2 separate regions of the Homo sapiens genome follow, and region 2 is linked to region 1. A link is a loop called in an ENCODE intact Hi-C map of the cell type or tissue named here. Cell type or tissue: psoas muscle. All regions are shown on one strand. Each heading gives the region's core, and the rest is flanking DNA. Links, peaks and the distances in the headings are about the cores only. Region 1 overlaps TTLL11 (tubulin tyrosine ligase like 11). Region 2 overlaps TTLL11 (tubulin tyrosine ligase like 11).

What was found. Hi-C counts contacts between places; a loop is a spot of excess contacts. Peaks named below come from ENCODE experiments on the same cell type or tissue, not always from the same donor. Only the 100,000 strongest peaks of a DNase experiment are listed, where the experiment ranks them.
Region 2: it touches region 1 in a loop (2.2-fold over the local background); 7 of 110 quality-filtered maps call a loop at or near these places.

What each region holds. Positions count from the first base shown.
Region 1 is chr9:121,893,706-121,898,092 of GRCh38, forward strand. The region is part of intron 6 of TTLL11 (tubulin tyrosine ligase like 11); the gene reads right to left. Among named protein-coding and RNA genes, the nearest start is that of TTLL11, 200 kb to the right of the region's middle. RefSeq lists an enhancer at 3,243-3,932. In psoas muscle, for the core only: no CTCF peak of the experiment used is centred there; a DNase peak (open chromatin) is centred at 2,533; H3K27ac peaks cover 732 bases.
Region 2 is chr9:121,982,439-121,986,825 of GRCh38, forward strand. All of the region lies in intron 4 of TTLL11 (tubulin tyrosine ligase like 11), which reads right to left. Among named protein-coding and RNA genes, the nearest start is that of TTLL11, 110 kb to the right of the region's middle. RefSeq lists an enhancer at 3,298-3,799. In psoas muscle, for the core only: a CTCF peak has its summit at 3,799; DNase peaks (open chromatin) are centred at 2,563 and 3,883; H3K27ac peaks cover 2,814 bases.

The DNA of each region.
Region 1 (4,387 bases), core at 65-4,064:
AGAGCTGTAGGTAAGGGAGACAAAGATTATCCCACTTACGTCTACTCAATGGGCAGTACCCAAGGATGGAAAGCTTTGAAAGCTTAAGCTTAGATGGAGACATTCTGTCAGAAACTGGAGGGAATCTGTTTTCTGTGCATACAGATATCTGGAAAGCTGAAATCAGAAAGCACAATGAACTATTCTTTGCAAGCTGTTTTGCATGAGAAAAATGTAAGTATCATCTGAAGAGCAGCTGCAGGATGGCCTCCAAAGCTCTAAGGGGCTGGGCCACCACGAGCCACACCTGTGGGGAGGAAGTAATGAGCACCTGGATTCCACGTTTCACCAAATGTTTGAGCAAAGCCATGGGTACTAAGTGTCTTCATGTTGGTACCAAGCAGATAAACATGTGACATCTCTCTCCTATATGCCAAGCACTGGGCACGGGGTCTATAAAATAAATGAGACAGTGTCCCTGCCTGCAAGGAGCCTACAGCCTGGTGCAGGAGACCCCTAAAAGAAGAGACTTATACCAGGATGTAGGAAGTGCTGAGATGGAGACACAGAAACCTTTCTGGAGAAATAGAAACGCTTTTACACTGTTGGTGGGAGTGTAAATTAGTTCAACCATTGTGGAAGAAAGTGTGGCAATTCCTCAGGGATCTGGAACCAGAAATGCCATTTGATCCAGCAATCCCATTACTGGGTATATACCCGAAGGATTATAAATCATTCTACTATAAAGACACATGCACACCACATATGTTTATTGCAGCACTAGTCACAATAGCAAAGACTTGGAACCAACCCAAATTCCCATCAATGATAGACTGGATAAAGAAAATGTTGCACATATACACCATGGAATACTATGCAGCCATAAAAAAGGGAAGAGTTCATGTCCTTTGCAGAGACATGGATGAAGCTGGAAACCATCATTCTCAGCAAACTAACACAGGAACAGAAAATCAAACACCACAAGTTCTCACTCATAAGTGGGAGTTGAAACAATGAGAACACATGGACACAAGGAGGGGAACATCACACACCAGGGCCTGTCGGGGGGTGGGGACTAGGGGAGGGATAGCATTAGGAGAAATACCTAATGTAGATGACAGGTTGATGGGTGCAGCAAACCACCATGGCACATTGTATACCTATGTAACAAACCTGCACCTTCTGCACGTGTATCCCAGAACTTAAAGTATAATTTTTTTAAAAAAGGGTTAAAAAATTGGACCCTCAAGGTCCAATCCCTAAAAACGTTAAGATGGGAGAATTCATGGTTGAGAAGAAAAGTCAGCGGGGGTCAGGGGAGGTGGGACCAACGACAGGAATAAACTGATTAAAGCCTTTTTAGCCACGTCCTATGCTCGTTTAAATGAAAAGATAAAGACAGGGGACTAAATAAAGATATATCTTTATCTTACATGTCTTAAATGTAGTAACAATGAGCTTCCACACTTCACTCCCTACAGAGTTTTCAGAATCCTTCTCTCTTTCATCTTGAAAAGATGTCTGGAACGTTTTGCTTTGCTGCAGATAATGTTCACAATGAACCTCATTTGTGTGTGTGTGTCTGTGTGAGCTATGTTTGTGTGTGTTTGTGTAGCTGTGTTTGTGTATGTGAGTGTGTGCACAGAGTTGTGTTTGTGTGGCTGTGTGCGTGTGTGTGTATTGTGTGATGTGCGGTTGTATGATTGTGTGTTTGTGTGACTGTGTGTGCATGAGTGTGCGCTGCGTGTGTGTCTGTGCACGTTTGTGTGGTTGTGTAAATGTGTGGTTGTATGAGTGTTAGTGTGTGTGGTTGTGTGTAGTTTTGTGTTTGTATGACTGTGACTGTGACTGTGTGTTTCGTTGTACATATGTGTGTGTCTGTGTGGTTGTGTGTTTGTGTGACTGTGTGTGGTTGTGTATGTGTGTCTGTGTGAACATGTGGTCATGTGTGCTTATGAGTGTGTGTGTATGTGTGGTTGTGTGTGTTTATGTGTGTCTGTGTGAATGTGTGATTGTGTGGGTTTGTGTGACTGTGTGTGATTGTATCTGTGTGCGTCCGTGTGGTTGTGTGTTATTGTTTTGTGTTAGTGTGTGGGTGTGTGTGTGTCTGTGGATGTGCGGGTGTTTTGTGTGTTTGTGTATGTGTGTATGTGTGGTTGTGTGTATGAATGTGTTGTGTGGGTTTGTGTGACTGTGTGTCATTGTATCTGTGTGTGTCCCTTTGTGTGGATGTGTGGGTGTGTCTGTGTGGGTGTGTTTGTGTGGGTGTGGGTGTGTGGGTGTGGGTGTGTGTCTGTGGTGGGTGTTTTGTGTGAGTGTGTATGTGTGGTTGTGTGTGTGTATGAATGTGTGGTTGTGTACATTTGTGTGGCTGTGTGTCATTGTATCTGTGTGTGCCCGTTTGGTTGTGTGTGTTTGTGTGTGTTTTTGAGTGTGTGTGCTCCGCCATCTACAGGTTCTGTTATCTCTAACTGAGTAAGCAGGAGCCGTTAAATTCTGCCTCTGGCTCCCACCCAAGACACGGAATGCTGGGAATGGTTCCACCTTGGTCCAGCGCAGCAGATTAATCTAGAAAGAATAGACACATTTCTTACGGCGCCCAACACGGGCTCCCCTTTCCGGGGCTAGGTGGCTTTAGCCTAGAGTTCCCAACTGTGGGCCAGGAACCCACCCCTCAGCCCTTCACTTTTAGTCATCTTCCTCTTAACACTCCTGGAGGTCAGTTCCACAGCCCCAGCTGCTGCCCTCAGCTCTCCCATCTCACACACAGTCTTGGTGCCCAACCTCTTCGGTGTCACTTTCTCTCCTACCTCTTCCCTCTCATGTCTCGACTCCAAGGCCCTCTTTCTCCTGGAAATCGGGACATGATTCGGAACTCACACTTCTCCCGGGTCGGGACATAAGTCAGGACTCACACTTCTGGGTCCGAGGTTGCATAGATGGGCGTGCAGGAGGCCATCTGCAGGTGCCTGAACTTCAGTGCGGGGTCCTGGCGGCGGGGCGGCAGGGATGACTACGCAGACCCTGGCCCTGAGGCGGGAGGAAGCACCTCCTTCACCCGCCGCAAGAGGAACAGGCTGTTCCAGCCGAGATCATTTCGGAAACGATGCTGCGGCTAGCCTGGGAATGGGGATCTGTTTGTGGGTGTCATGGCCATCCCACGCCAAAAGAAAAACGCGTACAGGGATCCGAGGCACGAACCAGCCGCGCACTACAGACCACGCCTCGAGTCAGCTGTAGGTCTTTTCCTTATGACCGCTTCCCAAACTGGCTCTGCAAAGTCAGTGTCAACCAATCACCTATTCCACAAATTTGATTCAGGCCACATTAATTTGCGTTTGACCTAACAGTCTAGCAGTCAATAGACTTATTAAGGAAACCTGAATGACTAAGAATGTCAGCCAGCCAGCCATGCACACACAGGAAAAGATCAAAAGGGGGACCTTTGTGAGAGAAGGCATGGCTCACCCCCACACAGAGGCTATGTGCTTGCAGTAGTTTTTTTCCAGTTATGAAAAAATAAAACCATACTGGTTTTCCACAGCGGATATCCACTGGGTGCTTTTAGACCTCATAACAAGCCTGCCAGGCAGGACACAGGCCCAGAGAGGTTAAGCACCTCACTCGAGATCACACAGCTAGCACGCGGTAGAACTGAGGCTCAAACCTGAGCAGCCTGAGCCGCTCTTCGTTGTTGCCTCTTCTGGGGGCTGCGGTCATTCTTCAGGCCCTGGCTTCGGCTCATTTTTCTCTCTCTTCTCTCCAGATACTCAGCCTCATCAGTGCTCCGGCCATCATCTCTGCGATGACTCCAGATTGATCTAATTTTCCCTTCTCACCAGGATTCCAGCCCACTCTGCAAGTCCCTGCTGAATGTCGACTCTTGGCTACCCCGCATCCCACAAGCCCACCTTCCCAGGCATTTCCCTCCAGGCACACACACACACACACACACACGCGCGCGCGAAGTCTCCAACTGCCCCGGGAGGGTGTTCTCAATTGCAGGAGAGCCCTTAAAGGCCACCTCCTCAGGGAAGCTTTCTCTGCCCATGTCTCCATTCTGATGCATCCCTGGGTACTCAGTTTCCCCTTGGTCCTGACTGTACCGGGCACAGCCTCTGCTGCTGTGTTTTCCCTCATTTCACTGCATTTCTCCCCATCAAATGGATGTTTTTCCTTCTTCTCCCTTTCTCCCTTCTCTTTTCTCCTCTCCTTCCCTTCCCTCTCTTTCTTCTATTCTTTTTTTTTTTTTGAGATGGAGCCTAGCTCTGTCACCCAGGCTGGAGTGCAGTGATGCAATCTCAGCTCACTGCAATCTCTGCCTCCTTGGTTCAAGCAACTCTCATGCCTCAGCCTCCCGAGTAGCTGGGACTACAGGCACCTGCCACCACACCTGGCTTGTTTGTTT
Region 2 (4,387 bases), core at 285-4,284, 89 kb after region 1:
GGGCATGGTGGCTCACACCTGTAATCCCAGCACTTTGGGAGGCCGAGGCGGGTGGATCACCTGAGGTCAGGAGTTCAAGACCAGCCTCACCAACATGGTGAAACCCTGTCTCTACTAAAAATATTTTTTAAAAATTCTCTGGGCGTGGTGGCGGGTAGCTGTAATCCAGCTACTTGGGAGGCTGGGGCAGGAGAATCGCTTGAACCCAGGAGGCAGAGGTTGCAGTGAGTGAGTGCCATTGCACTCCAGCCTGGGTCAACAAGAGTGAAACTCCAACTCAAAAAAAAAAAAAAAAAAAGAATAAGTCATGTTTGAATAGCTGGGGAAGAGCATTCCAGGGAGAGGGAACAGCAAGAACAAAGGCCTCTTCCAAAGAATAGCAAAGAGTGAGCGAAACGGAGAGTGGCGGAAGATGAGGTCAGATAGACAAGGGGCAGATGGCGCTGCATCTTGTAGACCATGAGAAGGAGCCAGGATTGTAAGTGCAATGAAAAAGCCATTGGAGGGTTTCAGTGAGGAAAGTAACTGGATCCACCTTGTGTTTTAAAGCATCTCCTTGGCTACAGTGAGAAAAATAGGCTATAGGCAGTAAGGGTGGCTATGGCAGCCATTCAAGTGCGAGGTGATGGCTGCCTAGACTGGGATGGCAACAGTGGAGTTGGTTAGAAGCGGTTACATTTGGGAATATTTTAAAGGATATTTGCAAGAGTTGCTTATGGATTGGATGTATGAAGGAGGGAAACAGAAAAAAGAAGGATGTCTCAGGCTGTTGGTCTGAGTGACTGACTGAATGCCATTTGTTTACTGAAACAGTAAAGACGATAGAGAGTAGGTTTGGGAAGGAAGTCAAGAGCTTGACTTTGGACGTGTTCAGTGTTTGATGGCTATTAACTATCCAAGTAGAAAATTAAAGTGGGCACTGGGATATACCAATCTGGAGCTCAAGGAAAGGTCAGGACTGGAAATACAGCTATAGGCGCCAGTAGCGTAGAGCTGGTGCTTAAGGCCATGGGGGCTACGCGGGATCATTTAGGAGTGATTGTGAATAGGGGGACACCTTTCCAAGGATGGAGGCCTGAGACTCTCCAACACTGACAGGTCCAGAAGAAGAGGCTGAGAAGCAGCAGCCAGGGAGGTAGGAGGGAAACTGGAGTGTATCCTTCTATCATATTCTGCTTGGCAAACCCTTCTTCATGCTTTACGCTCCAGCTTAAGCATCTCCTCCTCTGGGAAGCCTTCCCTGACAGGGTTAGGCAAAGTTAGCGACTCCCTTTTCTGGGCTCTCCCAGCATCCCACATGGACCCTCTCATAGCATTTCTTTCTTACAAGGGACTGGAGTTCTCATGAGTCAGCTCTCCCCATTACACTGTGTGCCCCCTCAGAGCAGGGACCTTGTCTTATCCATAACCACATGCCCATACTAGCTCAGGGCTTGTCTTAGTGGGTGCCCAGGGAATGTGTTAGAGTCCAAAGGAAGAAAAAGCTGAAATATCAGAAGTTGTTTCTGGAGAAAGGGTTTATCTAGGAGGTGGGGCTTGAATAGCACCTTAGAAGGCGTTGAAGTTCAAGAAACAGCAAGAATGAGAGAGAGCATGCCAGGTCAGCCGAGACAGAAGAGAATCAAAGGGCAGCAATGGGAAAGCACAAATTATGTCCAAGACAGCAATTGGATCTGTTTTTCAAGACTGCAGAGCTCAGGGAGGGTACAGGGAAGCTAGACTGGGGTTGGGGTCAGGGGTGACAAATGCCAGGCTAAGGAGATGGTTTTCAAACTATACTCCTTGGAACACTTGTGTTCCTGTTAGGTTTAAAATGTGAATATTTCATGGTTTCTTACAACTTTAAGGCACTTCATCATAGACAAATTTGAGAGCTGTTGTGGTTACAGATAACAAACAATGGAATAAACATAAAAACTGTCATTTATTAAGTGATTCCTATGTGTTAGGTGCTGTGCTAAATATTCTTCCTAGTTTGCTCTTATTTGTGCTTACAATAATTCTGAGAGGGAGGTACAAATATGGTCTCTAACTGCAGATAAGGAAGCTGAGACTAAGAATTGTTAACTTGCCAAGCAGACCAGCTAGAGGTGCCAGGGTTAGCCCAAACCCAGGCCGTCTAAGAACCAAATCCAAGCCCTTGACCACTCACTGCATTGCTCCTTGGCCTTCTTCCCTTGGGGTGACTGGCTGAAGGGTAAGGAGGAGGTCAAAAAAACAAAGAATAAAGAGGAGAAACATCTTAGGATTTAGGAAGAGCATCTCCTTCAGGCATCTAAGCAAAAGGATCATGGCCAAGGAGATAATTAGATACAGGGAGCTAGAAGAAGATACAGACCAAGCAATGGAACTGGGAAAGAACGTTCTTGAAAGCTGAGCTGGAAGCCTTTCCTCTGCATGTGTTATTTCTGCCATATGATTCATCTACACTGAGACAGGCCTTGCTGTATAAGTCAGAGTCACACTGGTACCCTCAAGAAGGCTGACATGAGGATATGTTGCTGGGAGCTACCTAGGCAATGACAGGGGACAGGCTGGAATGACAGGGAAGCCACGTTCCTCAGCAGCAGATTACAGGAAACCTGCCCACAGCCTGAGCAGTGCCCGCAACTGCTCTGTGCCATCACAATTTCCCAAGTAGTTATTGTGGCTATGATTGGAAAGGGGTCACCGTCACATGTTTAAGATAAATGTAATTTCTTTGGCTAGAGTTTATGTTCTGGAATGCTGCAATCTGAGTCAAGCCCAGGCAACAAGCGAGAGGGGCTGTGTGGCAAAGAAGTCATGTGTTCTATCTGCACGGAACATTACAGCTTGAAAAGCCATTCACAATCTTTATCTCATTGGAATTTGACAACAACCCTTTGAGGTAGGCAAGGAAGATGAGGCACAGAGAAGTTAAGTGACTTATACAAGAATACACAGCAAGTCAATGGCAGAACCTAACCGGGTCCCTTAATCTCTAGGTTCCAAGTCAGCTCAGGTATGTGAGACCCAAACTCAAAAGTGTTCTTACAAGTGATAAGAATAAAGTAAGAGAGGGCTCCAAGGAGAAAAGGATACCATTTTCTTTTCTTTTTTTTTTTTTTTTTTTTTGAGACTGAGTCTCGCTCTGTCACCCAGGCTGGAGTGCAGTGGCGCGATCTCGGCTCACTGCAAGCTCCGCCTCCCGGGTTCACACCATTCTCCTGCCTCAGCCTCCCAAGTAGCTGGGACTACAGGTGCCTGCCTCAACACCCGGCTAATTTTTTGTAATTTTTTTTAGTAAAGATGGGGTTTCACCATGTTAGCCAGGATGGACTCGATCTCCTGACCTCGTGATCCGCCTGCCTCGGCCTCCCAAAGTGCTGGGATTACAGGCGTGAGCCACCGCGCCCGGCCCAAGGATACCATTTTCTCCCTTAATGACTGGGAATCTGAAATGTATGGTAAGACAAATTCCAAATATCTAACACCTTATACCCTGTCAAAGTGTTGTCACCCACATTACTTCACAATAAAAGGCAGGCAGGGAAGTGAGCGTAGGTGATTTACAGAGAAAGAAGCAGAGGCTCAGAGTGGTGAAGAAACATGCCCAAGTTCGCACAGCTGGGAAGAGGAAAAGCGCTTCCTTGATCCTGGCGTCTCCCCCCATGCTCCTCCTCTGGCCCAGGCCTGGAAGCATTTAGTGTGGTCAAGCAGTGGGAAACAGTCCCAAGACTGTGGTTCCACTTGCAGACATGATCTGTCCAAACCAGTGGCTCCCTCCCTGTCTGCCCCCTCCACCAGCTCCCCACAGCTTGGGCCCCACTGATGGCTGCCCCATGTGGCCTGTCCATAGCAAGACATGCAGCAAAACAACCAGCCTGGCCCTCCACCCTGCCACTCGGTCCAAGCCAGGGCTCTGTGGCTTGGCTCTGCATGCCGGGCCCACATGATAGTCCTAGAATAGCTGTCATTGTCAAACAGATCTGACCACATGGTCCCCCGGGATGACCCCTGGACGTGTCCACGTTGCAACTTATCTCCTTGACCCTAGCTTTTTGATGGCTTACGTCAGGACTTGTTTTCTCTGGCCCTACCTCTAAGTTCTTCCCTTTTCTCCTTTCTAATGTTTTAAGCCACCTACCTGATGGCTGAGCTGTGCATCCTCCCTGGGAACCAAAGGCCAGGGGTCCAGTTTCTCAGGACAGATTTCTGGGTGGCAATTACCCCTTCCTGGTACTGATCATGGCCTGAATAGCCCTCCAAAAGGTGCCGCCAGCCTGCCTGGAAATCCTGCTGGCTGGCGCCTAGCCCCTGGGGTGTCCTCTCTGGGTTTGAGGCTGCACTTTGGGACCAGCCTCCTCTTCTGCTGTTGAATGAATGCCCCATCCACTAGAGACACTGCCCCACTCCCTCCGTTCTC